Linked DNA regions of Mus musculus: all the other regions are linked to region 4. The links are chromatin loops, found by intact Hi-C in ENCODE. Cell type or tissue: left cerebral cortex. All regions are shown on one strand. Links, peaks and the distances in the headings refer to the core of each region. The heading gives the core; the rest is flanking DNA.

Region 1 (7,815 bases), core at 905-5,904, 170 kb before region 4:
TGTGTGTGTTAGATTCCCATGATGTTCAACTTCTATCAGTGTTTACATGGACAAGTCTGAAGGCCCACATCTTGTAATCTTAGGAAGCTGGAGGCAGGGGCGATCACTTCAAGGCTAGCTTTTTTTTTTTGAGACAGGGTCTCTCTGCAGCCCTGGCTGTCCTGGAATTCACTCTGTAGACCAGGCTGGCCTGGAACTCATAGAAGTCGCCTGTCTCTGCCTCCACTACCCAGAAATTCAAGTCTACCTTTAAATTCATAGTTTGAGGCTAGCCTGTGCAACATGAAAGTCAGCCTCAAACAACTCATTTTTGGGCTGGGTGTGGTGGTGCAGTCTTCATCTTAGTACTCAGGAGGCAGAGGCAAGCAGAGGTCTGTGAGTTTGAGGCCAGTCTGGTCTGAGTAGTGAGTTCCAGGACAGCCAGGGTCACATAAGTAGATCCTGTCTCAAACAAAACCAAAACCAAAACCAACCAACTAACTAACCAACCAAACAAAAAAACCCAAAACAAACCACCCAACCAAACCAAAAAGACCCTAATTTTAAAAATATATTTGAGTACATGTTTATACATATACAAAATATAAATTTAAATTTATAAAATATATAAATATACATTTTAAAGAAACAGACATCACTCATTGATGCATATATAAACTTATGTATATACAACTTAGCACATAGATGCATATGTACATGTATAAATTTTTTTTGGTTGTCTTTTGAGACAGGGTCTTTTTATGTTCCAGGTCCTGGCTGTCCTGGAACTCCTTATGTAGAAGAGGCTAGCCTCAAATTCACAGAAATCTACATGCTTCTGCTTCTCAAGTGGTGTGTGTGTATATACCTTGAGACACGGGTTTTACTATGTAGCTTGGCAGTCCTGGAATTCACTGTGTAGACCAGGCTGGCCTCTGCCTTCCAAGTGATGGGATTAAAGGGTTCTAGGACTTGAACGCCTGTCCTCAGGAAGAGGGGTAAGTGCTCTTAACCATGGAGTCATCCCTCTAGCCCGTCTTTTTCTTTTCTTTTTAAATAGATTTTTATTTGTTTTGTTTGTTTTTGAGACGGTCTTGCCTTTTATCCAAGGATGACCTGGAGTTTACTACCTAGGCCAATCTGGCTTTAAATTAGCCCTGGGCATAGAGTAATGGCACAGAGGTTAGAATCTAAGTTTAATGACCAGCACCTACATGGTGGCTCACAAACACCTGTAATTCTAGTTTCAGGATATCTGACACCCTTCCTTTACCTCCACAGGCACCAAGAATGCAAGTGACTCATATAAGCAAAACATTCATACACATAAAATAAAAATAATAAGTATTTTTAAAAGTAGTCTTTTAAGTGCTAGGTTTACAGGCATATATTAACATCCTTGGCTCTAAGTATATGCTTTTCTTTTCTTTCTTTTCTTTTATTTTTTTAGACAGGGTCTCACTCTGCAGCCCTGGTTGACCTGGAACTCTTTTTGTACACCAGGCTGGCCTCAAACTCTCAGAGATCCACCAGTCTCTGCCTCCCAAGTGCTGGAATTAAAGGCATGTGCTACCATGTGCCCAGCTAAGTATATGTTATTTTTTAAAAACAATTAAAAATTACAAATAAATATGGAGCTTATATGAAATACTTAAAAGCAAAATTCTATATGCCATTTAGTACATGTTACACCCTCTTCTGAGCACCTTAAGTTTCCTTAAAGTTCCAGGTTTAAGCTGGTTAGTGGTGATCTACAGAGCAAGTTCCAGAACAGCCTGGGCTACACAGAGAAATTCTGTGTCAGAAAAACAAAAAATAATAATAATAAAAAAAGTAAAAAATAAAAATCAATCAATCAATCCATGTTTGGACAGAAAGTAAGACCTACATTTTATTCTGTTTGTTTTGACACAATCTTGAAATGTTGCCCAGGCTGGCCCAGAACTCCTGGGCTTATGTGATTGATCTTCCGCCTGTACTTGCTGAGTAGCAGAGACTATAGACCTATACCACTACCTCCAGTTGATATCCCCGTTCTATTTATTTTTTTAGCATATTTAGTTTATTTTTCTATTTTTGAGACAAGGCCTCTGTAGCCTCAGATGTCCTACAACTCACACTATATAGCCAGAGTGGCCTCAATCTCTTAGCAGTCTTCCTGCCTCAGGCTCCCACGTGCTAGAACTATAGGCCTGTACCACCACACTTGGGCTAATACCTCCATTTTATTTTGTGTTTAAAATGATCTTAAGGTTTTGCTTTATGACTGTAAGCATTTTGCCCACATGCATGCATGTATATCACTGCATGCCCATAAATCCCTTGGGAGTAGAATTATGGATGTTACAAATTGAACATGGGTCCTCTGCATGGTCAGGAGGTGCTGTCCCTTCCTAGCTCCCACCCCAGACAGGGTTTCTTTTTGTAGCCCTGGCTGTCCCGGAAATAGCTTTGTAGCCCAGGCTGGCCTCGAACTCAGATCGGATTGCTTCTGCCTCCCCAGTGCTGGAACTACAAGTGTGTACTACTTAGCTGTTCAGCCACCTCTCCAGCCCTTGTTATGTCCATTTAAAAGCCGAGTTCAGACAGGCTAAATTACCCAAGATTACACAATCAGCAAGTAGCAGGAAAAAAAAAAGACTTCAAATCTTAGCATCTGTAACATTGATATAGGATGTAGTTTTGTGTTGGGTTTGTGTGTGTGTGTGTGTGTGTGTGTGTGTACGTGCTGTGAATTCAGTGGATACTCATGTTTGGAGCAGGACCTATCATCAGCCTTCAGTTTGCATGTTCAAAATGATACCTGAAAGGCTTGTTACTAGCTGTAGGTCACAGAGCTTGCCACGTGACAGGATCTATGGTCAGACTGTTTTTAGCCGCTAGGGGGCGCCCAAGTAAGAAAACATTTCAAGATCTTGTTCTTTTGCATGTAAGGAAATCAATTCTAAAAGGATACTGAATTTCAGCAGCTTTGGCATGACTGGGCTGGGCCCAGTTATCCCCGCCTAATCTGAAAGACCTCATGTTCTCCTACTGGGAACAGATATGTGGTATCCCAGTGGTTATAATTGTTCAACCTTCTTTTGTTGGTGTGCCTCTTCCAGGGAGCCCTCATGGACCAACCTCCTGACTCTCCTCCCATTCTCTCTCTCTCCCCCGTTTCCCATGCCAGACTGTGTCTCCCAGCTTTTCTCTTCCAGCCCGGCCAGCTTCCCAGGGCTTACCACCGAGGTGTTGAGTCCTGAAGTCACAGGGTCCCTCAGTTCCTTGCATGTGTTTCCTGTCTGGCGGCACATAGGCATCTCCTTGATAATGTTCTCTGGGTCAGTGGCCATCTTCACATCGGACAGGCCTTTGGCCCAGGCGGATGAGCTAACTAGCCACATGAAAGCGAACACTGCTGTGGCCAGGAAGTCCTAGGCAGGGAGGCATGAGGAAGATGTTATAGTGAACGCACGGCTTTCTGCTGAGCCTTGAGCCCCTACAGACCCCAAGCCTTTGTGGAAGGGGTCATTTAGAAGAGGCTCGCCTCTTTTCTGCCTTTGCAGCTCTGAGGCTTATTAGATTTTCACCTGAAGGTCTCAGCTTGAGTGTCTGTGAGTGTCTATGATACAGAGGGAGTGTGCTAGTGATGCGTGGGTGCAGACGTTGAGGGAGGAACTAACTCCGTGGGATGTTTCTGAATCTGTGAGAAGTGTGTCTTACCACTTTTATTTGCATGTGGGAATATGTGTCATTTGATGTCTGGGATGAGGGTGTGAGAACCTCTCTGTGTAGGACTCGGTGTCTGTGTGGCAGGGTGACATGCATGACTGTCACAGTGAACCTCGGTACTCCTTCTTTTCATCTAGTCTGTGTGGTCGTGTGAGAGATGGTGGTACGGTTAGGTACGTGGGCCAGTCTGGCATTCTGTGTGGGCTCTGGGTATGTCCCCCATGATTCTATGATGCCCAGTGTGGATGGAGTCTTGGAGAGAGCAGCAGCAACAGCAGCAGCAGCATCAGCGTTGGGCTGCTTGGGTATGGGGCTTGTCTGGGAGTCTGTTTGGCCTGTGAGCCAAATGAGCTGGGCCCCTGCGGCCTCATGTCCTTGGTCACTGCATGCAATCAGCTGTGGGGACTCACCATCATTGGCCCTTTGTTGTTCTCTCGGTACTTGTTCTGCAGGAAGATGTAGGTGGCCAGGGCCCCCATGGAGTAGAGGAAGGCAAACACAGCCACGGTGACAAAGAATTCAGCCGAGGAGGAGTAGTCACCAACTAGGAAGATCTTGGTAGTGCCCCCTTTAACGCAGGAGGGTGCATCAAAGTACACTTGGTGCAGCCTGCAGAGAGAGGTGTTCAGGTGTGGTCCGGAATCCCTTTCTCACCTTCCTGGCCAAGAGCATCCCAGACTGTTTTGAGGTCCCAGGAAAAGGAGGAAATGGCCATTCACAGAGCACTTGCAATGTACCATTGATTGCCGAAAGCATCCTGGTAATATCTGTGGCACCCCTCCCTCACTGCAGCCCAGGTACTCCTGCCTCTGAGTTCACTGTAGAAAGTGACAGGTATCTCTCTAGCTTAGGGCCTTTGCACTGGCTGACCTCTTTAACAGGAATATTCTTCCCTCATTGTTTTTCAGCCTTTTGGCTAAGATCAAGTGTAGGGACGGGTGCTCTTCCTTAAGATAGCTTTCATGCCTTATTCTTTCAGCCCCTTCAGACTTTGCTTAACTATCAGCTTCTCATCAAAGACTTTCTGCATTTCACTTTAAAGGAAAGATTTCTTATCCATGTGTGAGTGAATGTGCACGTGTGTGCAGGTGCACATATGTTGGGGTGTACGAGGTTGCACCGCTTTGTGACAGCCAGAGTTTAACCTCGTGTCTTGTTCCTCAGGTTCCATCCCCCCTCTTTTGAAACAGGGTCTCTCTCTGGCTTAGAGCTTGCTGAGCTGGCTGGCATGGAGTCTAGCATGGGCCACCACGTTGGGCTTTGTTTAAGTGGGCTCTGTGCTCCAAGTTCAAGTCCTCACACCTGTGAGGCAAACACTTTACTGACAGAGCTATCTCCTCAGCCCTAGGATTTGTCTTTTCATCTTGCTTTTTGCTTTTTTTTTTCTGTACCTATGAGGAGGTAGGCCTTATTCCTATTTTTTTTTTCTTTTACTGACAGATCCCAAGGATCTGGAATCATGCCGGCTTCTCGCGCAGTGGCTTTGGGGGTGAAATGTTCAGAGATAGGAAGAGGTTCAGAGAAGTGCATTTGCTTGTATGAAGTCATGCAGCTAGTAGAGAAAGGACAGAACTTCTGTATGCATCCTGTGCCCTCCTAAATCATGTTGGCTGTTTTCTATGTCATGCTTTAGGTGCCTGAGAGAGAAGACAGATGCATGCGTGGCAGAGAAGCCAAACAGCTGTGAAATAGGAAAGGACAGAAGGGATAGGAGGGATCAGGATGTGTGAGGGACAGTCTGGGATGGTACTCAAAGACAATGGCCTTCCTTCCCTGTGCTGTGATGGGGGGGCTCATGTGTGGGCAGAATGGAACTGGTCTGGGGCCCCTAGCTCTGGCCTCAGGTTGATGTCCTTGCATAGCAATGGTTCTGAGCATGGAAGGTTCTAGGGGGAGTTCATGGAAGGCTTTTGTGACCTTGTGAATTCTCAAAAGGCTGGCTCTCATGCTGCTGATTACCCTTCACTCCCCACTGTGTGTGTGTGTGTGTGTGTGTGTGTGTGTGTGTGTGTTTGTCCTCCTCCAAAGTACTGGGGGTACAACCCAGGGCATGCTAGACAGGTGCTTTGCCACTGAGCTATACCCTCAGTTTCCAAACTCTTTTCTTCCTGGCTTGTGTGAACCTGGATACTCCTGGCTGTTCTCCTCTATTATTTCCTGTTTCTATCACTGCTCATAGCTTGAGCTGGCTTTCCTCTCCCTAGTGTGCGACATTCTGGGCCTCCGTTTAATCCTTGGTGTTCCCCAAGTCCCAGATTCCAACTCTTCCCTAAATCTGAATTCTTATACTTAACAAGCTTATGCCGAGCACTTCTCGTGTCCCAGACTTGGCACCAAGTGCTTTACAAGTGTCACCTTAGTGGCAATGTTCCGTCACCTGGAGGGCATCAGTATTTTCTCTGTTTACAAATGAGGACGTTAAGACCCTAACTGTTATATGATTTAGTCTGGTAGTCAAGGAAAGCTAAGTGAAACCATGGGTCTGTCTCCTCATCCTTAGGAGATAGTGACTCTTGCAGTTTGTCCTTACTCATGTATACCTAGTACTTAGCATAGTGCCTGGTACATGGTGGGGAACTTTCAGGGACATCTAATTTGGTCCCTTGATTTCCCACATCTATATAGTACCCTCATTGTTTTCTAGCAAAACTCCTGCATGAAGATATGCTTCTAGTATTTATCTGTATCTGCAGTTATCCTCTTTGTTCTGATGTAGAGCTATGAGGAGAGGGAACTTGGTCTGTTTGAGAAGTAAATGATGTTAATTAATATTATTTTAAAGCGTTTTTTTTAAAGATTGCATTTTATGTATTTAATGGGTGCATACCTGTGTGTATGTAGGTGCATGTATGTCACAGCTCATGTGTGGAGGTCAGAGAAAAATTTGCAGGGAAGTCTGTTCTTTGTACCACATGTGACATAGGGATCAAACTCAGGTTGTCAGGCTCAGTGGCAAGTGCCTTTATCTGCAGAGCACCCTCTTTAGTTTGAGATAGGATCTCACTTTGTATCCAAGGGTGGCCTGGAACTCACTACAATTCTGGCATAGTCTCCCAAGTGCTGGGATTACAAGAACTTGCCATTGTGCCGAGTGACTAATATTAATTGAGCATTTACTGCTTTAAGGTGATGCTCTCTCATCCATGATCCCCCACCCCCCGAACCCATTGCTGTGCAATCTCTCTACCACAGACTCCAACCCCAGCCCTGTCATTTACTTATGAATCTTACTTATTTCCTGTCCTCTATTACTACCCTTTGCCAGAATATAGTCAGACAGGATGACACCCTGTGTCTAGCTTGCACACCAATTGTCATAGAAGCCAGAGCTGTGCCAGCTACACAGCAAAGTGTTCGGTGCACGGGAAGTAATCCCAGGGGCGGTGGCCTCAAAGGTGTGAGCTGTGCAAAGGACTCTGGGAAGAACTGCTCTGACCCACCCTGCCCCTGCCTCTCCCAGGTCTCAGGATACCAGGGCAGGGGCACACCTGAATGGGTACTCAAATTCGACTTCGATGTTGAGGGCACTCTCCGTCTTGTTGGCACACTCCACGCTCAGCCGAAGCTCTCCGGTGTAGCTGCCGCACGTAGCAAAGGCGAAGATGGCAAAGACCTTGGGTAGCAGGGAGGTGGATGGCTGTAGTGAGCCTGTATGCATGTGGGAGGGAGTGCCCTCCTCTGGACAGATTGAGGGGGGGCAGCACAGACAGTAGCAGATGGAGAGGTCCCCACCCCCACCCCTCTAATCAGGGCTCATCGGGTCCTAGCACAAGCTGATTACAGGGGTGTGGCTGTTTCTCTTTCCCTGTGTCTCTCCGTTTTTTTACCTCTAGGTGCTCTGGCTTCTCCTTCCCTCCCCTCCGCCTCGCCTTTCCTCCTCTTTCCTCTATTCGTTTTCTCTCCTCTCCCCTCCCCTTTCTCTCATGATCACTATATCTCTGTCTCTCAGTATCTGTGTGTTTTTATGCATGCTCTCCACCTCTCTCATACACACTTTCCCCATTAATCTCTCTCCTCTCTCCCCCCCCTCTCTCTCTCTCCTCTCTCTCTCTCTCTCCTCTCTCCTCTCTCTCTCTCTCTCTCTCTCTCTCTCTCCTCTCTCCTCTCTCTCTCTCTCTCCTC
Region 2 (7,815 bases), core at 876-5,875, 210 kb before region 4:
GTGTGTGTGTGTGTGAGAGAGAGAGAGAGAAAGAGAGAGAGAGAGAGAACTAGGTAGTACTCAGTGCCTTGTTTATGCTAGACAAACACTCTGCTCTCTGCTACAACTTCTAACCTCAACCACATCTTTTGATAACGTCTCCATTGGCCCTTGCTGTCTTCTGAGTGTGTACCAAATTTTGTAGCCAAGTTGTGTAGCCAAATAACTCTGAATTTCTGATCCTGTCTCAGCTTCCCAAGTAGCTGAGATTCAGGACTGTGCCACTACACCCAACATTTAAGCTTTGGTTGTTGTTTGAGATGGGGGGGGGGTCTCACCATGTAGCTTTGGCTGGCCAGGAGCTCTCTGTGTAGTCAAGGCTGACCTTGAACTCACAGAGATCTGCCTGCTTCTGCCTTCCCAGTGCTGAGATTAAAGGTATGTTCCACTATGCTCGACTAACATTTTAAAAAAATATGTTTTATGCTTTAAAGTTCTTGAGGCAAAGAGTCTCACTGAGTTACCCAAGCTGGTCTCCAATCCCAAATCCTCCTGCCTCAGCTGCCTGAGTGCTGCAACAATAGGTGTATATCACTATATCCAACCCACTGCATCAATACAGCAGTTTGTGCACTTATCTACTGATGGACTTTTGGGTTGTCTCCAGTTTGAGGCTGTCAACAAATGCTGTGAACTGAGTTACAAGCCCTTTCCCTCCTTATTAAGGCTCTAACTCCCAAGTGACTGCAGATAGGGTCTTAGGAGGAATATAAGGTTTTTTTTTTTTTTTTTTAAAGATTTATTTATTGATTATATGTAAGTACACTGTAGCTGTCTTCAGACACTCCAGAAGAGGGAGTCAGATCTTGTTACGGATGGTTGTGAGCCACCATGTGGTTGCTGGGATTTGAACTCTGGACCTTTGGAAGAGCAGTCGGGTGCTCTTACCCACTGAGCCATCTCACCAGCCCGGAATATAAAGTTAAATGGTTATATAAGAAGAGAAAAGTTCTCTCTCCTTTCCCTCTCTCTCCCTCTCCTCCTTCCCCTCCCCTCCTTCTCCTCCTTCTTCTTCTTGTGTGTGTGTGTGTGTGTCTGCCATGTGTATGTATGCATGTATCTCTGGAGGTCAGAAGAGGGAGTCAGATTCCATAGAGGCAGAGAACTTTTTGTTTTTGTTTGTTTGTTTCTTTCTTTCTTATATGTGTGTACACTGTAGCTGTCTTCAGACACTCCAGAAGAGGGCATCAGATTTTTGTTACAGATGGTTGTGAGCCACCATGTGGTTGCTGGGATTTGAACTCAGGACCTTTGGAAGAGCAGTTGGTGCCATCTCACCAGCCCCCTTCCTCCTCCTCTTCCTCCTCCTCCTCCTCTTCTTCTTCTTCTTCTTTCTCTCTCTCTCTCTCTCTCTCTCTCTCTCTCTCTCTCTCTCTCTCTCTCTCTCTCTGTCAACCCAGTGTAAGGAGGACAGCTAGAAAGCAGTTACCTGCAATCCAAGAAGGAAAGACACACCCAGGACCAAATTGGCCAACATCTTGATCTTTCATTTTCCAGTCTCCAGAACAAGAGGGAATCAATTGTATGTTTATGGTTGCCCAAGTGTCTATGGTTCATAAACACTCATACTCAAGTCTTTATGAACACTCTGCATGCTTTTAGATAAGTACTCCGGAATGGAATGGGTAGATCACATGTGTATATTTAATTTGTTTTCTTTCTGATTGTTTATTGTTTAATTTTTAAAATCCTGCCAAGTTGCTTTCTAAAGATAGTGTACCATTGTCCATGTCCAGCCGGCTACTTGAATTCCATTTCCTGCATATCTTGTTTAACTCCGGCTTTTCAGTTTTAACCAGTCTCCAGTTAAGAGAAGCAGATGTACTTGGGGCAAAGCAAGGCTAGACTCTGACTTTACAGCTCCCGCAACCAGGCCTCCTTGCCTGCGGCCAGGTAGGTCACCTCCTGGTCCGGGCGCCAGGCCTGGGACTGGCCAGACAACAGCAGCGTCCAGGCCTGGGCTAGGAGCCAGGTGAGCGCGCCCCTGCGCTAAAAACTAATCATCGGGCTGCCCTGAGTCCACCAGGTTCACCACAGGCCATGGACTCTCGCGCTGGGAACACGGCAGACCCTAGAGGGGGCAGAAGAGGTACTGGCTTGGGTGGAAAAGAGAGAAAGGGAAGGAGCCGACCCAGGCCACCCACTCCTTGCTTGTGGACTTCTAATCATTTCCACCCCACAAGTGGTAAACATCAGCGTTGGTGCCCAGGCAGTCCTGGCAATAGCCAGGGGCCCAGCGATGAAAACCTTGTTTTAGGTCCCCTACCTATAGTCTCCAGGCTGTGTGTGTGTGTGTGTGTGTGTGTGTGTGTGTGTGTGTGTGTGTGTGTGTGAGAGAGAGAGAGAGAGAGAGGGGGGGGGAGGGAGAGAGAGAGGTGGGGGGAGCACATCAGATTCAGGAGACCTATGTCATGAGTCTAGGAAGAAAGCCTGGAGGCATCTGCTGGTCCTAGGCAGGCAGGGTGTGTAGGGAATTAGGTGGGTGGGCTGGGGATCTGAGGAGGTGGGGATCTGGGGATGCTTGCACTCGGAGGGGACACTGGGCCTTTAAGGGAACTCTTGGGAGTAGCAGGGATTGACCAGTGTACTGAAGGTGAAATTGGGGGATTCAGGGTTGTTTGCAGGGAGGAGTTTATGTGGGAGAAGCAGGGTCCCTGGACACATGGCGAAAGAAGTTTGACATTTAGTGTTACTAGGGGACAGTATGGTGACCTCCAAACAAATAAATCTGTTGAGTGCTCAGAGGTGTTCAGGTCTATTGCTGTCAAATGGCTACCTTCGGGGATTTTATGGGGTAAGGCAGCGGGCAATGTATACACTTGCGGCGGTCAGGGGTCCTAGGAGAGGAGGGGACTGTCGGGCAGCCCTGAACAAGTGACCGGGGATCTCCGGATACCTGGAGGGGCATTTCTAGGTCTTGGACTTAGAAATCACTCACGTCGGGACTCCAGCGCTCTGAGTCCAAGACGACTTGTCTCCTTCTCCTCTGCAGGAGGTGGCTTACAAGGGTCCAGGAGTCCCCGAGCTCGGCAGCTCCTGGAGCGGCTGGATGCGCGCCCCCTGGCGGCACGAGCCGCCGCGGACTTGACAGCGCTAGTACGAAAAGCGGGCGCCACATTGCGCCTGCGCCACACGGAGGGTAGGTACAAGGACTTGGTAGGGCGGGGCAGGAGGGGCTGGGCTTCTAGCTAGCCCTGGGACTGTTAGAGAGTGTGATTCCACCCGGAGGGTTCAGAGGCAGCGAGACCGTGTGAACTAGAGTTTATTCCTTTAGGTTTATTGCGATAGATGAGTTTCAGGACATTTGTGGAAAGTGCTGGACTGGATAGTTATTAAGGTCAGCGGGGCTCTGACTTGGCATTCGCAATCTTGAACACTTGGTAGCTGTAACTACCGGCAACACATACACAAACAAACCTAGGTGTAGGAGGGGGCCTAATTGGGAAGAATAGTTAACAGGACTGGGAGCAGATTAAGAGTACATAATGGGGCTGAGCAGTAGTACTTTAATCCCAGCACCCAAGAGAGGTAGATGCAGGTGGATGGATCTCTGTGAGTTCGAGGCCAGCCTGGTCTACAGAGCAAGTTCCAGGACAGCCAGGGTTACAACAGAAACCCTGTCTCGAAAAGCAAACAAACAAAAAAAGTGCATAACAGATGTAAGATTGATTTCAATACATTTTATACATACGTGAAACTGTACCAAATGTCATTTCCAAAGAGGAGAGGAAATGTCATTTCCTTAGAGGAAATGATTTCTTTGTAAAAAGGTGAGTCTGAGGGCTGGAGAGATGGCTCAGTGGTAAGAACGCTGCTCTTCCAGAGGTCCTGAGTTCTGTTCCCAAGCAACCACACGGTGGCTCACAACTCTCTTTAATGGGATCCCATGCCCTCTTCTGGTGTGTCTCAAGACAGCTACAGTGCACTCATATACATAAAATAAATGCATGAATAAAGACATCTTTAAAAAATGGTGAGTCTGAAATGCCAAAGTGTGGAAGCTCTGAATACATTAGAGGCAAATTTTTGTTTGCTTGGTTTTGTGTGAATGTGTATGTTGAAAGATATCATTTTTATTTAATTTTTTCCTGCTCCACCCCTTAATTTTATTTTAGAGACTGGGTCTCTCTATGTAGTCCTGACTGTCCAAGAACTTACTATGTAACCCAGGCTGGCCTAGAACTCAAAGATCCACCTGCCTCTGCCTTCTGAGTGCTGAGATTAAAGGCGTGCGCCACCACATCTGACTTATTTATTTTCAAGTGTGTTTGTGTTGGTAGGTATATACATGTGAGTTTATCAGATTTACCAGTTTCAGGCAGTTGTGAGTCTTCACATGTGTGCTGGGAATTGAACTCTGGTCTTTAGCAGGAATAATAGGAACTCTTAACTACTGAGCTCTCTCTCTAGTTCCTTGTTTTGTTTCATGAGACAAAGTCTCATGATGAAGACCACGTTGGTCTCAAATTTGAGCCAATACTCCTGCCTTAGCTTCTAGAATGCTGGGGTTAGTCTTCTGCTGTTGGTTCACATGTGAGAAATGAAGTGAATTTTGCAGGCTAATTAGAGGTTGTGATCTAGATTCTCAGGAAATAAAAATCTTGAAATGGCAACTTTCCTAGAAGGCCTTGCTTTAAAAAAAATATTGTATTTATTTAACTCTTGGGGTACTGGGACCAAACTCAGGATGTGGCACATGCTGGGAACTCCCATTACCAATAAGCTACAATCACACTTAGGGTGTTGCTTAACGCATACAGCCTATGTGTTCTTCCTTTCTTCCTTCCTTCCTTTCTTCCTTTCTTTCTTTCTTTCTTTTTTTTTTTTTTTTGATTTTTTCGAGACAGGGTTTCTCTGTGTAGTCCTGGCTGTCCTGGAACTCACTCTGTAGACCAGGCTGGCTTCGAACTCAGAAATCTGCCTGCCTCTGCCTCCCGAGTGCTGGGATTAAAGGTGTGTGCCACCAACGCCCAGCTGCCTATGTGTTCTTAGCATCTGGAAGGAAGATATGGAGGACTGATCACATGGATGGCAAAGGATTACCTAAGAAGGAGCCAGGACAGCTATTTCTGTAGGGTCAGCCTTAAAGATTGCTAGAGAAGGAGAATGGTAGTGTGGTCCCTAAATAGTCTAATGGTGGGCAAATCTGTGTGAGTTGCACAAGTGGGCAAATAGGTGAGGTTGAAATGTTAGCTGGTGGGGCTAGAGAGAGATTGTTTCATGGTTAAGAGTACTGGCTGCTCATATGGAAGAACCAGGTTCAATTCCCAGCACACACACATGGTAGCTCACAATCACAATGTCATTCCAGTTCCAGAGCATCTGACATCAGGTACACATGTGGCACACAGACATACATGTCAGCAAAACACCCATACACAAAAATTAAAAGAATATTTAAGGGGCTGGCGAGATGGCTCAGCGGGTAAGGGCACTGACTGTTCTTCTGAAGGTCCTGAGTTCAAATCCCAGCAACCACATGGTGGCTTACAACCACCTGCAATGAGATTTGAGGCCCTCTTCTGGTGCATCTGAAGACAGCTACAGTGTACTTATGTATAATAATAAATCTTTTTTTAAAAAAGAATATGCCAGGCGTGGTGTGCATGCCTTTAATCCCAGCACTCGGGAGGCAGAGGCAGGCAGATTTCTGTGTTCAAGGCCAGCCTGGTCAACAAAGTGAGTTCCAGGACATCCAGGGCTATACAGAGAAACCCAGTCTCGAAAAACCAAAAATAAATAAAATAAATAATATTTAAAAAGTTAACCCAGGAGTCCTAAGTTGGTTTCCATGTCACATCTTTTGATGTCCCTCTTTGTCTCTTTCATATCTAAGGTGTTAGTGGTCTGGATTCTGCAGATATAGAAGTCACAGACAGTCGCTTGCCTCATGCTACTCTTGTGAAACATCGACCCCAGGTACTTAATGCTATGTCCTGTGTTAACCTTTTGCTTCTGTTGAGTTTTAGACAGGGCATCTTCTGTAGCCCAGGCTGGCGGGAACTTGATAGGTACACTAGGCTATCCTCAAACTGAAGGTGATCTCTCTGCCCTAGACTCCCCAATGCTACAATTATAGGCATGTACTTCCTATACTATGCTGGCCAGTCTTATGTCAACTTAACAAACGGCTGGAGTTATCTGAAAGGAGGGAACCTCAACTGAGAAAATGTTTCCATAAGATCCGGCTGTAAGACATTTTGTTAGTGATTGATGGGGGGAGGGCTCAGCCCACTGGGGGTGGTGTCTTCCTTGGGCCAGTGATCCTAGATTCTATAAGAAAACAGACTGACTAGGCAATGGTAGCACACTCCTTTAATCCCAGCACTCAGGAGGCAGAGGCAGGCGGATCTCTGTTTGACACCAACCTGGTCTACATAGTGAGTTCCAGGACAGCCAATGCTACCCAGAGAAACCCTGTCTCGAAAAGAAAAAGAATAAAAGCAGGCTGAGCAAGCTATAGGTAACAGGCCAACAAGCAGCACCCTCCATGGCTTCTGAATCACGACCTGCCTCCATATTCCTGCCCTGTTTGAGTTCCTGGTTTGACATTTTGGTGATGAACTATGATGTGGAAGTATAAGCCAAATAAAGCCTCCCCCCCCCCCCCCAAGTTGCTTTGGTCATGGTGTCTCATCTCAGCAATAGTAATCCTAAGGTACACACCCAGCTAATTTATGTATACTCTTGCCCCTTTTCCAGCATCAAAGGTCTGAGACTCTAGGTACATGGACGGAGCCACTTCCAGTAACCCAGAATAAGGCAAGCTATGCTTTGAAAGTACCCCAAGCCACTGGCCGATTTTCTGTGGAGCTGACCCGAGGTCCGGCAGGTTTTGGTCTCACTTTAAGTGGAGGCCGAAATGTATCTGGGGATGCTCCATTGACCGTGCATGGACTGCTGAAGGATGGGCCAGCACAGCGATGTGGTCGTTTGCAGGTCAGCTCTAAGCAACAGTCCATTCATAGATGTGGTCCTTATCTTTGTCCAGTCTCCATCTGCCCTTCATACAGCACTGTGTTCTTGCAGGCTGGTGACCTCGTGCTCTATATCAATGGCCAGTCAACACAGGGCCTTACTCATGCCCAGGTGGTGGAGAGGATTCGAACTGGAGGCCCCCACCTTTGCCTGGTACTTCAAAGGCCTCAAGACATGGATGGCAGTAGGATCAAGGAGGTTGGAGGACATCGGAAGACAGGTGAGGTGGTGGATTTCCCAGAGAAGAGAGGCAGGCAGAGATCAGAGAGGGGAAGGGGAGGCTCAGAGAGTGGAAAGGCTGGATCCTGAGGAAAAAGAGGTTGCCTAACCACCTGAGAAGCCCTGTGGATTCCATCTCCCAGATACTCTTTTAGAGAGTAGGGAGTTTACTCGTGAGAGACAAAGAAAAGGGCTGGCAAGAGTGCTCAGTAGATGAAGATGTTTGTCACCAAGCCTGATGACATTGAGCTTGATCCCTAAGGTCCCACACAGTGGCAGGAGAGACCTGATCCAACCCCCACCCCCACCCCCCAATCTTTAAGAACTGATCAGTAACTGAAAGAGCAGGGAGCCAAAGAAGGAGAGGTGAGAGAGAAGAGATTTGGAACACTCACAAGGGGAAAGCTTCGTGGTTCAAAAGCCAAGATCAGGGTTTGATTGCCTTTGGGCAATGATTTCTGTGGAGCATGTCCTGGATTGAAGAGGTATATTTATTTGGAGGCGGGGATGTTGAGGTTTGTGATGGAGTGACACCTTTAGGCCTTGATGAGAATTGTCTCTAAGGGCTTTTCTGGCCAC
Region 3 (7,815 bases), core at 1,375-6,374, 220 kb before region 4:
AGTGGCTGGTTTTGTGTGTCAACTTGAGACAAGCTGGAGTAGTCAGAGAGGAAGGAGTCTCAGTTGAGGAAATGCTTTTTTTTAAAAAAAGATTTATTTATCTATTATTATCTGTAGCTGTTTTCAGACACTCCAGAAGAGGGAGTCAGATTTCATTATAGATGGTTGTGAGCCACCATGTGGTTCCTGGGATTTGAACTCAGGACCCATTTGGAAGAGTAGTCAATGCTTTTAACCACTGAACCATCTTGCCAGCCCCGAGGAAATGCTTCTATAAAATCCAGCTATAGGGCATTTTCTCAATTAGTGATTAATAGAGGAGGGCCTAGCCCATTTGGGTGGTGTTATCCCTGGGCTGGTGGTCCTGGGTGCTGTAACAAAGCAGGTTGAGCATGCCACAGGGAGCAAGCCAGTAAGCAGTACCCATCCAGGTTCCTGCCGTGTTTGAGTTCTTGTCCTTCAATGATGAACAGTGATGTGAAAGTGTAAGCCAAATAAAACCTTTTCCTCCCCAACTTGCTTTTTGGTTATGGTGTTTCATTGAAGCAATAAAACCTTGACTAATATACGTAGAGAATGCAATAGAAAAATATCCATAGTGCTGGAGAGATGGCTCAGCAGTTAAAAGCACTGACTGCTCTTCTGAAGGTCCTGAGTTCAAATCCCAGCAACCACATGGTGGCTCACAACCATCTGTAATGAGATCTGATGACCTCTTCTGGTGTGTCTGAAGACAGTACTTACATATAATAAATAAATAATTAAATAAATCCATAAAGCTATAGGAAAAAGATTTTTTCAGACCACAAACTCTCAGTGTGGCTAAGCTCTTTAGGTACCTTCATCACCATACTGTGTTTAACTAGGGTTGTTTATATGAGCTGCTTACTTGAGCAAGGGCAGTTTATGGCAGCCACATCACTGAGGAATGTAACACCTACCAACCATTAACTGCCTATAGTTCCCAAGGGAGGATGGGGCCTAATGTGCTCTTCCCCCATCCATGATGGGTTGATAAGTTGTTTTGTGCATGTGAGTTCAGGAGTACAACAGCTGTTGGCATTTAGTCTAAGCTCTGCCCCATAGTTACTTGGCAATAGCCAGGTGTGCCTGACTGAGCTATAAAAGGGGCTACTTGCCCCTCCTCTCTCTCTTACTCCATATTCTCTCTCTCCTCATTCCCCTCCACCTTCTCTCTCCACGTGCTCATGGCCAGCCTCTACTCCTCTCTCTCTCTCTCTCTCTCTCTCTCTCTCTCTCTCTCTCTCTCTCTCTCTCTCTCTCTCCCCTCTCAACTCCCCTCCCCATGCCCTGAATAAACTCTATTCTACACTATACTGTCTGTGGCTGGTCCCTCATGGCGAAGGATTGCTTCAGCATGGACCCGCAGAGGCACCCCCTTCCCCCACACCTGACTGCACATCCACCAGACGTATTCCTTCTCCTCCCTTATATTCTTATAAAGCACAACAACGCCATGCCATGTCCACAAGATAGTCTTTCACTATACTCCTCCCCATCCTTCAAGCTCTTACACGATGTTCTCTCTCTCTCTCTCTCTCTCTCTCTCTCTCTCTCTCTCTCTCCCTGTGTGTGTGTGTGATTTAAATGTCCCATTTAGGACTGAGTACTCAAAGTCACTTCTTCACTTTGATTTTTTTTTGAAGCTCTGCATTCACCACTGCCCACAAAATAAATCTGTGCTCTTAAGCATAAATATTTAGAATGGGGCACAGCAGTGCACACTTTCAATCTCAGTACTTGGGAAGCAGAGACAAGTGAATCTCTGAGAGTGTTGCATAGAGAAACCTGTCTCAAATAAACAAAAACAAATATACAAATATCTAATAAGTAGTTTGACAACATGTCCATTCAGTAGAAACATCAGAGAGTGGCTTCCTACCTCTCAGGACCTGACCATAGGAGCACTTACGTTGCAGTGGGATTTTTATTTAATAACTTATGGCCTCTGGGAGCAGAATTATCCATTAATGCAGAATACTTGTCTTTAAAGTCTTTTTTCTTTTTTAAAAATCTGTTTTTAATTGGCTTATGCGGATGCCATAGTTAGTGTTTTCATTGTGGTGAACAGATGCCATGGCCAAGGCAACTCTTATAAAGGAAAACATTTAATTGAGACTGGCCTACAGTTTCAGGGGTTTAGTCCATTATCATCGTGCTGGGAAGCACAGCAGCATGCTGGCAGACATAGTGCTTGAAGAGCCGAGAATTCTGCCTCTTGATCTGAAGGCACTCAGGAAGAGACTCAATTCCACACTTGCCAGAACCTGAGGCTAGGAGACCTCAAAGGCTTCCTTAACAGTGACACACTTCCTCCAACAAGGTCACAGCTCCTCCAGTGAGGTCACATTTCCTAATGGTGCTACTCCCTATGGCCAGACATTCAAATATATGAATCTATGGGGGCCAATCTTATTGAAACCACCACAACGGATTTATGGGAATGAGCCAATAATCTGTTTTGTTGTATGTGTGATTCTGAGCATGGGTCACCTTACATAACTCAGGCTGGTGTGGAGCTTACTATGTATTGAAAATCCTTCTGTCTGAGTTTCCTGAGTTGGGATTATAATACATTAAGCTATTATCTTCCTTTTATCTATTTTAAGATTTCTTTTTTTTTCCCCTTTGGTTTTTTGAGACAGGGTGTCTCTGTATAGCCCTGGCTGTCCTGGAACTCACTTTGTAGACCAGGCTGGCCTCAAACTCAGAAATCTGCCTGCCTCTGCCTCTTGAGTGCTGGGATTAAAGGCGTGCGCCACCATGCCCGGCAAGATTTATTTCTTTAGCTTGACTTTTGCTGTTATTTTGCTATCGGCAATACAGGTTCTCGCTACACAACCCAGATAGCTATTTTGGAACTTGTCACCCCCATGTCTTGGAGCCTCTTTAGAAGCTGGGATTACAGGTGTGTCGCGCTATGCCTGGCTATTTTGTTGGTGGTGGTTTTGGGGGGATTTTTTTTTTTTTTTAGTGTGTGTGCATGCGTGTTTTGTTTTGTTGTTTTTTGAAAAAGGGTCTCACTTTGTGACACTAAGTTGCTTGGAACTCGATTTGTAGGTGAGGCTAACCTCCAACTCACCTCCCTCTGCCTCCCATATGCTGGGATTAAAGGCCTGTGCCATCACAACAACCTTTTCATTTTTCTGGAAGAGACTGGTACTTGCCATATTTGCCTGGTTTGGCCTGGAGTTCCTAGGCCCCCAGCTCTTGTTGGCTCAGCCTCCCCTGTAGTTTGAACCATAGGTGGCGCCACTTCACTACCCTGTTATTTTTACTACCAACACTATTGATACGGATGAATTAAAGATGGTATCTGCTTATTCTCAATGACGTCACTGCCTTTGAGGTAAATTGTCACAGCTGAAGTGGCAACTACTTCTAGAGGCAGCACAGGCAAAGAGAGCAAGCTTCCTTCTTCCATGTCCTTCATATAAACTCCCAGGAGACGGTCTGGCCCAGATTAAAAGTGGATCTGCCCACCTCAAATATCCTGATTAAGTATTTAATCCCAGCACTCAGGAGGCAGAGGCAGGTGGATTTCTGAGTTCGAGGCCAGCCTGGTCTATAAAGTGAGTTTCAGGACAGCCAGGGCTACACAGAGAAACCCTGTCTCGAAAAACCAAAAAAAAAAAAAAAAAAAAAAAAAAACAAACAAACAAAACAAAACAAGAAAGTAACTTATCACTTTCCTAAAGAAAAAAAAAAAGTTGGGTATAATAGTGCATTCCTTTGATTCCAGAATGTGGAATACAGACACAAGCAGATCTCTGGGTTCCAGGCCAGCTAGAGCTAAAAAAAAAAAAAAAAAAAAATTGTTAAGAGCACTTGCTGCTCTTCGGGAGAACCCAAATTATACACATGAGAGTCTATGCCCAGTAAGAAATTTCAGTTCTTAACACACACTCTCTCTCTCTCCATATATATATATATATATATATATATATATATATATATATATATGTATACACATGTATATTCAGGTACATGTCACCAAGCCTGATTAACTGAGTTTTATCCTTGGGACCAAGGAGAGAACTGGCTCCCGAAGCTGGTCTCTGATCCCCACAGAGAATCCATAAGGTGAACACAGGTGCACACCGAACAAACCAGCAAATGAACGATGGAAGGAAGGAAATTTGGATGACTGGAAATGGGGCTGGAGCGATGGCTCAACTGGTAAAGATCATCTGTTGCTCCTGCAGGGGACCCCAGTTCTGTTCCCAGCACCTACACAGTGGCTTAGAATCATATGTATTCTAGTTCTAGGGGAACCCAAGGCCTCTTTTGGACCTATAAGGGCAGCAGGCACTCACATGATGCACATATGTGCAGGCAAAAACTCATACACAAAAAATAAGTAAAATATCTAAGGGATCCTACATACCTATCAACCAATACCTTATATAGTTGTTACTATTGAGGCAGTATTTCTTCTTCTTTTGTTAACTTCTTTTTTGTTTGTTTCCTGACACAGATACACTTTGTAGTCCAGGTTGGCCTTCAACTTATGGTAATTCCACTGGCTCAGGTTCTGAGTGCTTGCATCAGCATACCTGGCTATCTGATTGTGCACTCAGGACTTGTGTTGGATTTGCTGGCCGGCCAGGTCCTGGACCCTTCCTCCACTCCCACCCTCTCCCACCCACCCTTCTCCAGCACCGTGAACTCTTACAGAATGTCTCCCCTCAAAAATCAAGGTTTTCCTGCCTTAGGGATATTTGTATTCACCATCCTAGAGCCTCTGCCTGAGAAGCAGAAGTATCTTGAAATATGTCATTATTCATGATATTAATGTCTTTCAGAGGGCTGGAGAGTTGGCTCAATGGTTAAGAGCACTGACTGCTTTCCAGAGGTTGTGAGTTCAATTCCCAGCAACCACATGGTGGCTCACAACCATCTGTAATGAGATCTGATGCCCTCTCTGGTGTGTCTGAAGACAGGTAGAATGTACTCATATAAATAAAATAATTTGCTGGGCGGTGGTGGCGCACGCCTTTAATCCCAGCACTTGGGAGGGAGAGGCAGGCGGATTTCTGAGTTTGAGGCCAGCCTGGTCTACAAAGTGAGTTCCAGGACAGCCAGGGCTATACAGAGAAACTCTGCCTCGAAAAACAAAAACAAAAACAAAATCAAACAAACAAATAACATTCTGCTCTCAGTTCTCCTCCTCCTCCTTCTCCCCCTTTCTGTTCTTCTATTTGTTGTTTGTTTGCTCTCATCCAGTTCTCCTACACTAGTTAACTCTTTCAGCACTGCTGCTGGATAATCCTTAAGGCTCCTCCTTCTCCTCTTTCTTTTCTTTACTTTTTTTCTATTGTTGCACTCTCTCTCTCTCTCTCTCTCTCTCTCTCTCTCTCTCTCCCTCCCCCCCTCTCTCTCCCTCTCTCCAGAAACTCATTATGTAACCTAGACTGGCATGGGTAATGCACTGATCTTCCTGTCTGAGCCTCCCAAGGGCTAGGATTACAGGTATGAGCCACCAGTCCTGGCTGCTCCTTCTTCTGAACAAATGATCCCAGGTCAGCTATTTAAATAATCCTCCAGAATTTCCTACCTGCCCCTAGTAACTCCCAGGCTCCTCCCTCAAATAATATGCTAAGAACAACTCTGGAGGTTGTTCTTCCGGGATTTGGCTCCTGAGTATGCAGGCCAGCCCTGTAGCCTCTAAGGGTCACCCCATTTCTCACATTTCAAGCTCTGTTTGCAAAGCACTCAAAGCCACCACACTAGCCTCTCAGCCCAAGTACCCAGCCCTACCGCCACTTTCCAGGGTCTGCATCTCAGAAATGACATTTGAAGCGCCCCTTCTTCTTTCAGCATTTCATTTATTTATTTAATGTATATGTATTTGTGCATATGTAACTATATGGGCGTATATCACAGTATGTGCACTCTTCTTCCACCATGTAGGTCCTGGAAGACAAACTCAGGTTGTCAGGCTTAGTGATCTTTACTGGTTGAGAGCCATCTTGGAATTCATCACACTTTTTTTTTTCTTTTAAGACAAGAGTCTCACTCTCTAGGCTGGTCTTGAACTTAGGAACCTGAGTTTACCCGAGAACCTGCCTTACTTTCCCAAGTGCTGAGGTTATGTGACCACCATACAGGACTGTGAAGTCACACTAAGCTTAGTTACCATCCAGCCCAGCACCCACAACACATTCTCTTCCTCCTTCCTGCTTTCCTCTCTCTCTCTCTCTCTCTCTCTCTCTCTCTCTCTCTCTCTCTCTCTCTCTCTCTCTCTCCTGTTTATGAGACAAGGTCTCACTGTTACCCAGGCTGCCTTGGAACTAGTGGCAATCCTCCTGCATCAGTCTTTTGAGTGCTAGAATCAAAGCTTTGAGCACCCGGCTCAACAAATATATATTTTGAGGGTCCCCTATTACAGAAACCCTAAAGGAATATGTGGACTCCTCTGGGATAACCCCAAGGTGTCACCCCTTTGTCCCCTGCCTCCAAGACTTCTTTTCCCAATCACACTCCCTTGGCCCCATCGAGGGACATAACAATCCTTCATTTGTAGAATCCCCCTCTACTCTGATGTAAACCCAGGAGAGGCTCTGATCCCTGTCTTTGTACTTCTTTGAAGCTTAGGTGCATTGTCGCGTGTGGCAACACACCAGCTCCTATGGTAGGCAGGCAGGCATCCAGGAGAGCCAGAAATTAGTGGGGATTGGATTGGCCACTCACTCTAAAGAGTGTTTGCCTAGCATACATGATACTAGGGGTTCAGTACCTAAAACTGGATAAAACTGAGTGTATTGGGTGTACTGGTACCAGTCTGTAATGCCAGCACTTGAGAGGCAGAGGCAGAAGAGTCTAAAGTTTAGTGTTTCCTGGGCTATATTGCAAGTGTGAGGTCAGCCTAGGCAGTATAAAATGTCAAAAAAAAAAAAAAAAGTCCTGGACAACTTCAAGATTCAGTGAATTGTTTCTGGAATTCTTTCTCCATTAATAGCTAGAGATGTCAGGTTTCTGTAACCATGTCTTGGGGGAACTGTTTCTCCCAGATATTCCCAGAAAACAGGGCCTGTCTACCTCCATCCTCTCCAGGTCTGGGAATCCCTGATTCAGATAACTGTTGTTGTTGTTGTTGCTTATTTGTCAAGACAGGGTTTCTCTGTAGACTAGGCTGGGCTTGAACTTAGACATCTTCTTGCCTCTGGCTCCCTCGTGCTGAAATTAAAGGAGTATACCACCATGCCTGGCTCCTTCGGATATTCTTAATAAGCCCTGCTTACCTCTCAGAAGTTCTGTAAGAAGCCTCACCCCCCACCTCCTAAGACCAAGTACTTCAAGATTTCCCTGCCACAGGAATCCAGAGGCCCTCAGTTCTTCCATCAATTGATAACAGACCTTGCATGCCCTGGCATCCAGAGCGACCTTGGCAGGTCTCTCCTTAAACATCCACCTCCCAGGAGATTCCCTAGAGCCTCTTTTGTCTTGTCTTGTGAAGCACCCTTCTGTTTGGGTGTGGGTTCTCATGGGATTAAGAGGCCTGGAGCCCAGCAACCGGTGCTGGACACTGCTCTTGCCTTCATTGCTTGGCCAACAGAATTGCTCTATTACCAGTAGGACAGAATAGGTGGTAGCAAATAGGTCAGAGCAAGTGTGGTAGGGGACAGACCCTCTTCTTTCCCTGGTTCACATGGCTAACCTCCTCTGCTCATCATAGGCACTGCCACCTCTTACATGGGGCTACATGGCTAGTCGCCTGCCCGGTGGACATATGGCCACCTATGGCATGTTTTGAGCAAAGATTAGAGTAACCATCTGGTGCTCTGATCAGGT
Region 4 (7,815 bases), core at 922-5,921:
GCAGTGATGGCTGACAGACCTTGAGCGATACCATGAGGTTATTTGAGATTGTTCTGATTTTATAATGTAAGCATTCATAAACATAAATTTGTCTCTTGGAGCTCTCTTAGCTGTACTTCAGGAGCACATTCTCATTTGATTCTAAATATTTTTTTATTTTCTTTTTGATTCTAAATATTTTAAAGACTTCCCCCGTGATTTCTTCAATGACCCACTCCCTTATTGCTTTATTTCTTTTTCTATTGCAGTGACTTGTAAAACCCAAAAGCTTCCAATACAGGGACAGGAAATACAACCTAGGAGTAGACTACTGAGGATCCCCTATGTAGATTAGTATCGTCATCCCTGTTAGAGCTCTGCTGGACTCCTAGTTATCTTCTGAGTCAACGGACCTCTTTCTACCTGTAAATATGAGCAATTTACAGCATCCAAATGACAGTTTACATTTATTATTTTTAATTAAGTGGTGTGTGTACGTGTGTATGTACATATGTATGCACGCATGCATGTATGTATTATGCATGTATGTATGTATGTATGCATATATATATGGATATGTGAATGCTTGTGTCTGAGGAGGCCAGAGGATGTAGATCCCCCTGGAGCTGTAGTTACAAGCAGCTGTGTGCTGTGTCACATAGGTGACTGAACTTGGATCCTCTAGAAGACATATTCTTAACTCCTGAGCCATCTCTCCAGCTGTCTTTCCTTTTCTTTTCTTTTTTTTTAAATTATTTATTTTTTTTGTTGGTTTTTAAAAATTAGGTATTTTCCTCATTTACATTTCCAATGCTATCCCAAAAGTCCCCCATACCCTCCCCCCCTACTCCCCTACCCACCAACTCCCACTTCTTGGCCCTGGCGTTCCTCTGTACTGAGGCATATAAAGTTTGCAAGACCGATGGGCCTCAAGACCGATGAGCCCTTCCTCTTCCTCCTTGTGCCATGGCATCATTTCAAGCCCATGAGCAACCAGTACTCCTTGCTTTATCCTTACAACCCGAAGCCAAACTGTGTCTCTTCTCGCAGTGAGCTAGCACTGTGTTAACACTGACTAAATCCAAAGCTCGAATTAGTCAGGGAAAGCAGTTTTGGCCATGAATCATTCTTCTGCTTGTAAAGGAACAAAATTTCTGTTCTCTTTACATTTTTTCCCCAGATTTTTTTTGGGGGGTGGGGCTTGTTGTGTTGCCTGGGCTGGTCTGAAACTAATTCCTGGGTTTGTGCCTCAGTCTCCTAAGTAGCACATACCCAGCTCATGTTCATTAAATCTAACAGCCCAGGTAAGGCCCAGTCTGGTGACAGCAAGTGCAGATGTCTCAGCCAAGCAGGATGCCTGGATTGCACAGAGCAGTCACATTCTCCCGTGCTTCTAAATCAAGCCCCACTGCTATGTCTTCATTGAGGTTTTAGGTTATTTGAGATGGAGTCTCACATAGCCCAGGGTCTCATGTAGCCTCAAACTCTCAGTATAGCCAAGGATTACGATCCTCCTACCCTCCAAGTGCTGGGATTGCAAACATGAACCACCATGTTTGGTTTTATACAGTGCTGGGGATCAAACCCAGGCTTCCTGCATGCCAGGCAAGCATTGTATCAAATGACCTAGGCCCCACCCTACCCCAAACCCCTTCACTGGGGTTTCTATCTTTAGACTTAGTCTGCCAGGCATGAAGAAAAGAAAAAGAAAGTAATCTTGGGATAGCTGTGAATATGTAGTGATTCCACAAGAAATCATGAATACATAGCTTGTTTTTATTACCACCAGGTCATCCCCAAAGATGTCTCCGGGTCTTGTGAATGTCATGTTATGTGGAAGCAGAGGTAATTAAGTTGAGATTATTCCAGATTTACAGTGGGCCTGAAACTCAATGAGTGCTACCCTTCTGGGAGAAAGGGAGAAAGGAGAGAGATGTTTGAGACAGAAGAGAATGCCATCAGAAGTGGCAGTGAAGAGTAGAACAGTGTAGCCTCAAGGCCAGGAACATCTGGAGCCACAAGAATCTGCAAGAAGCAGGCTAGGACTTATATTCCTCAAGCCTTAAGAGAGAGCATGGGTCTAGCAACAGCCTTATATTGGAGCTCTGGCCTCCAGTCCTAGGAGAGAATAAGTAGCTATTGTTCTAAATCACATTGTTAGGGTAGCCCCAGGAAACGAATACATGGCCTGGAGAAAGGATGATCATTCATGTACTGGCATGTCCAGAGAAACCAGCATGCATGTTTGCCAGTACATTTCCATCTGGTGTGCTGAGAGGCAGGGGCCCTCCCCAGGAGCCATCTGGTCTCCCTGCCTGGCTCCAGGCAGAGTTGGCACCTACACATAAATGGTGGCATGCTCTGCTCAGGTTGTACATTATGGAGTTTCTGACTGGGATGCTTTACACAGGGGACAATCTGTGCTCCTCTTCACATGCAGGTGGGACAAACACACAGCCTTGTAAATGTTTGCCCAGAAAGATCTGGCTTGAAGCACAATAGCAGCTGCGGGAACTGTGTCTCCCTAGGAACACAAATGACTAGTTACCACAGTGCTAAATAGTAATTCACAACTTTTTCCTGTTTTTGTTTTTTACTTTAAAATATTTGTTGAAATTGCTTTTGATGAAATGGGGTCAGACACTATTATGGATGCCAATAAGTGCTTGCTGTCAGGCGCCTGCTATAGCTGCCTCCTGAGGGGCTCTACCAGAGCCTGATAAATACAGAAGTGGATACTATCAGCCAAGCAATGGTCTGAGCATGGGGTCCCCAATGGAGGAGCTAGAGAAAGGAGCTGAAGGGGTTTGCAACCCCATAGGGAGAACAACAATATGAATTAACCAGTACCCCTCAGAGTTCCCAGGGACTAAACCATCAACCAAAGAGTACACATGGTGGGACTCATGGCTCCAGCTGCATATAGCAGAGGATGGCCTTGTCAGACATCAATGGGAGGAGAGGCCCTTGGTCCTGAGAAGGCTCAATGCCCCAGTGTACGGTAATGCCAGGATAGGGAAGCAGGAGTGGGTGGATTGGTGAGCAGGGGGAGGGGGAAGGGGATAGAGGGTTTTCTGAGGGGAAACCAGGAAAGGGGATAACGTTTGAAATGTAAATAAAGAAAATATCTAATAAAAAATCTTCTAACTTAAAAAAAAACACCCCCAAAAACCCACAAACCAAAACCAAAAACAGAAAGAAGAATGATATTGCCTCTCCTCTGTGGGGTGTGTGTGTGTGTATTTATGTCACCCCTACCTCCCAGAATTCACAGAAGCACATGGAAAGCAGAAATTGTAATGCTAAGTCCATCTGTTTTAGGGGAAGACAATACGTACAAAGCCTGCTGGTTCCCAAGGACAGCCCTGTGTCTCCACCTGCAGGTGTCTTGTGTACATGTCAGGGGAAATCCAACTTCGGTCCCTGCAAGGAGTTGTCTGTATCACTCCTTGCCACTGGGATAAAATTATTTGAAAACTCTAACATCTGGAAGTGCTGAAGTGTTAGTGGGCCTAGGGCAATTGTCTGTATGGTCCTGAAGCTGAAATCAACCCGGAGATACAGGGCGTTTAATCCTGCCATCGTCATGGCTAATCCTCAAAGGTGAGTACTATAGGTTTTCGCTTGCTTTTTGCAAACCTGATTTACTTGGGAACTTATGCGGAGCTGTTTTATGCAAGCAACTTGATGTCATGGAAGAGAAATCTGTGGTCTCTCAGTTGCTGGAAGCCACTTTGGTATCTTAGCACCAAGAGATGCTCTCAGGAAGAGGGAGTGCAATTTTGGGAGCTTTGACAATGGATTCAACCTTCTCTCTTCAGAGAGATGACAGGACTAATGTTCCAGAATGAGCCAACTGACACTTAGATCACAGCTAATGCATGCCATCTTTCTCAGTGGAGCGAACCAGCAGGGCTGCTGTCGTGTACAAGGAACAAGCTCACAGGAGTCTGAGGAACACACACCCTGGGCGTGTTCTCATTTAATGCCTTATAATGATGCACGCTCACAAGTGGGAAGAAACAGACTATGGATCTGTTGTGTGCTTTGCTATCCTTATCCAGTTCCTAAGTAATGACTGAACAGAAATGTCTGTACAGGTTTGGGAAGGTAGAATTCAGGGTTATCTTTTCCCCAGCTCGCTCTCTCTCGCTCGCTCTCTCTCTCTCTCTCTCTCTCTCTCTCTCTCTCTTTCTCTCTCCCCTTCCTTCCTTCCTTCCTTCCTTCCTTCCTTCCTTCCTTCCTTCCTTCCTTCCTTCCTTCCTTCCTTCCTTTTAAATTAACATCCCAAATACTGTCCCTGCCCCCCTCACAGAGTCCCTCCCCCTCCCCTTCTCTCTGAGAGGATGGGGGAGGGCTTGGCATCCCCCAACCCTGATCATCAAGACTCTGCAGGGGTAGGTGCATCCTCTCCCATTGCAGCCAGACAAGGCAGCCCTATGTGCCTGGCATTCTGACTGGGATGAGTTGAAATTCTGAAGTGGTTTTAATGTGCATTTCCTGGATAGCCAAGGATGTTGAACACACTTTCCTGATGTTTATTGGCCATTTGCATTTTAGAGTTCTTTATATGTCCTGGATATTAATTCCCCTTTGTATGTGGGCTGGCTGTCTCTTTTGCATTGCTGAAGACTTCTTTTGCCGAGCAGAAGTGTCTTAATTTTATGTAATCCCATTTATCATTTGTTGGGTTTTTTTCCTGTGTTACTGGAATTCTGTTTAGAAAGTCCCTGCCTTGTCAATAGTTTGAAGGCTTTTCCCTACAATTTTCATCTATCAGTTTCAACGTTTCAGGTCTTACATAATGGACATTTGGATCTACCCTAATAGGAAGTAAAATGAGAGGCATAAGAAACAATAGCAGCAAAGGCTGCTGAGGAGGTCAACGCACTCGGCGCTGTAGACTCACAAACGGCCAACAGTTTTCATGTCCTTAGAAGTTTAATTGAAGTCAGGAAATGGCAAAAGAGAATGAAAAAAAGTTATTTTCTTTCTATGATTGTATCGATGTCATGGGCTTGTCAAAATGTCACATGGGGTGGGGTGGGGTGGGGTTCAGAGCCTCTGTTCTTCCAGAGGTTCTGAGTTCAATTCCCAACAATTTGCATAGATGGGTGGCTCAAAACTGTCTATAATGGAATGATGCCCTCTTCTGCCACATAAGAGTACATGCAGAGGGAACACTCACATCCGTAAAATAAATAAATAAATCTTTTCTAAAAAAGTCACATGGGGCACTGTTTCTGAGAGCCTGAACTAACACATCTTTCTGTTATCTTAAGAGAAATTCCAAATATGGTAGAAACCTTTAATTTTTTTTACTTAATACAGAAATATGAATGAAGCCAGAGGCCAGTGAATATTCACATCTTCATCCCACCTTTACCCTCATTGGTCAACTTGATCCTTGGGGAATTAAGCCAAAAGGAAAGCAGAATTCTAACACCTCTTCCTATTTTTAGGTAATTGAGGGGCTGAAAAGATGGCTCAGATGTTAGGAGTGTGTAACTGTACTTCTAGAGGATCAGGGTTCAATTCCCAGTACCCACATAGCAGCTATCACATATATGTGGTACACTTACATATAAGGAGGCAAAACACATAAAGTTAACAAATCTTAAAAAAATGAAAAAATAGGTAAGTGACTCTGTATCAAGTCTATACAAGTGTTTGTAAAGTTATCTTTGGAATACTAACTGTTATATACTTTCAGGTGTCAGGGATACACTCATGTGCATACATGTATGTGCACACATATGCACACACACCCACATGCACTCATGCATTCCTGCCACTTGATATCCATGGAGATTTGTTCTTGGATCCTTGTACATACCAAAATCTGCACATGTTCAATCCAAGGCCTTGATTTCTAGTTTGTTGCATTTATCTATGAAACCTTAGCCCTTTAGGATATATGTTGGCTCATTCACAAAACCCCCATGCATGCTTTCATCAGGCAGAAATATTATGTTGCTAAAATATTTTATGTAGTTCCTTCATGAAATGTATACGTCTGGAAAGCAGAGATAATAACAAGCATAGAAGGCAATGTTTGCCTTTTTACTCACTACTTGCCTGTTACCAAAGTGTCTGAAGAAGTTCCCATGAAGAACACGAATAATAATCTCAAAAAGCCAGGAGGAAAGTTTGGGCAGAGAAGTTATGGGAAGCACATGCCGAGGCATAATGACTGACATTGGTCTTGGTTCCTCTCTTTTTCATCTTTCATTTTTATCCATATTCCCTTCTTGATTTGTATAAATTATTTTCTCTTCTGTTTCTTTCTTTTTCTTTATTATCTATCTGGTTCTGAAACCTGAAGCCAAAGAGTACTGTCAGGGATACATCATTTAATCCTTCTGACAGTTCATTAGCTATGAGCTATTATTACCCTCATTGAGAAGATGAAGGAGCTAAGGAAAGAGGATCTGAAAGCTTGCCTAATGTCACATAAATGATGGAGTGAGGATTTTTATCAAGATAGTATTCATTCAGTGATTGCACCATTAATCATTATAAGATATACTGGCTGGCTTGTTAGACCATGTTACCCATAATAAAATGATAATTAAGAAAATGACCATAACAGTAATATTTGTGTAGCAGACATTTTAAACTTTTTCAATGTAGTAGCATTAGTCTAAATTAAAAAAAAAGAAGAAGAACTAATTGCTGGGTGGTAATGTTGCATGCTTTTAACCCAGCATTTGGGAGGCAGAGGCAGGTGGGTCTTTGAATTCTCAGCCGGCTTGGTTTACCCAGACAGTTCCAGGACAGCCAGGGCCACAGCAGGAAACCCTGTCTGAAAAACACAAACAAACAAAGCAACAGCAATAACAACAACCAACAAAAAAAGAGAACTCATTAAACAAAATAAAAACTGTGAAGTAGGTACTACCGCTGCTCATGCCTTAGAAAGTCTCATGTCTATTTCTAGCCATAAACTAAAGAACAAGCCATTTATTTTTCTGAAGAGAAAATAATATATAATTCACATAACATAAAAATTACCTTTTCAAAGTCTATGATTCAGTGATTTTTTTAGCATGTCTCCTGTTACACAGCCATCTTCACTGTCTAATTTTAGATCATATTCATCATCCCCAAAGGAACGATGTCCATTAGAAGTCACTCTCCATCCGTTCTTCTCACCAGGCCCTAGCAACCACTAATCTACTTTCAGTCTCCATGGATTTACCTATTCTGGACATTTCATATAAATGGAATCATAGAATATGTGACCTTCTGTGTCTGGCTTCTTTCACATGGAACAGAGAAAAAACCAGCTACCTTTTAATGGTTGCTATGACTACCGTGGCATAGCACCATTATCAGGAGCTCTGTGTGCATTATCTTTAATCTTTCAATAACCCTGTGGCAGAATAGAACTATGATCTTCATTTTAATGAAGAGACACATGCATAGAGCTGTTCAGTAAGTCCCATAGCACATTACAGCTCATAAATGACATAGTTAAAATGCAAACCCAGGTCAGTTTGTCCATCTGTATCCAGATTCCACACATTTGGCATTCCATCCCTCCACCTGAAGGTCACAAGGATATGGGCTAGTAATGTGTTGCTCAAGCAGGGCTGTGGTGGGAAGTGCAGTCTAAGCTCTTGGACTTGGTGCCTTGGTATGGGGTGGGATAAGGATGCCCTCTGTCAAGCCTGACCTCCACAGATTTGCCTGCTGAGGTCCTGCTTGCCTTGTATTCTCCAGAGCTCCCTGGAGACCTCCGATGCATTCCTTACTTTTATTTAACTTGGATGTGTTGTTTGAAGGGCTTGTATGGTGGCATTTCTGCACTTCTTCATCCAACCTTGGCTTACA

What was found. A loop is a pair of places that touch in the nucleus more often than their neighbours do. Peaks named below come from ENCODE experiments on the same cell type or tissue, not always from the same donor. Only the 100,000 strongest peaks of a DNase experiment are listed, where the experiment ranks them.
Region 1: it touches region 4 in a loop (9-fold over the local background); 23 of 42 quality-filtered maps call a loop at or near these places.
Region 2: a loop joins it to region 4, with 4 times the contacts of the local background. A loop is called at or near these places in 5 of 42 quality-filtered maps.
Region 3: it touches region 4 in a loop (4-fold over the local background); 16 of 42 quality-filtered maps call a loop at or near these places.

Annotation. Positions count from the first base shown.
Region 1 is chrX:7,640,588-7,648,402 of GRCm38, reverse strand. Syp (synaptophysin) reads right to left here. Exons shown (of 7, transcript NM_009305.2): 3 at 7,182-7,306; 4 at 4,104-4,302; 5 at 3,204-3,395. Among named protein-coding and RNA genes, the nearest start is that of Syp, 5.9 kb to the right of the region's middle. In left cerebral cortex, for the core only: a CTCF peak has its summit at 2,853 (motif pointing right); DNase peaks (open chromatin) are centred at 2,866, 3,717 and 5,548.
Region 2 is chrX:7,675,263-7,683,077 of GRCm38, reverse strand. Magix (MAGI family member, X-linked) reads left to right here and starts at 1,989. Exons shown (of 6, transcript NM_018832.2): 1 at 1,989-2,128; 2 at 3,032-3,178; 3 at 5,876-5,958; 4 at 6,742-6,978; 5 at 7,069-7,237. The coding sequence starts at 2,080. In left cerebral cortex, for the core only: CTCF peaks have their summits at 3,102 (motif pointing left) and 3,910 (motif pointing left); DNase peaks (open chromatin) are centred at 3,125 and 3,894; H3K4me3 peaks cover 662 bases.
Region 3 is chrX:7,688,542-7,696,356 of GRCm38, reverse strand. No RefSeq gene overlaps it. Among named protein-coding and RNA genes, the nearest start is that of Gpkow, 4.7 kb to the left of the region's middle. In left cerebral cortex, for the core only: a CTCF peak has its summit at 3,265; a DNase peak (open chromatin) is centred at 3,270.
Region 4 is chrX:7,469,524-7,477,338 of GRCm38, reverse strand. It overlaps Gm32829 (a long non-coding RNA gene), which reads left to right and starts at 3,364. Exons shown (of 3, transcript XR_386879.1): 1 at 3,364-3,582. In left cerebral cortex, for the core only: a CTCF peak has its summit at 3,359 (motif pointing left); DNase peaks (open chromatin) are centred at 1,085, 2,278 and 3,341; H3K27ac peaks cover 370 bases.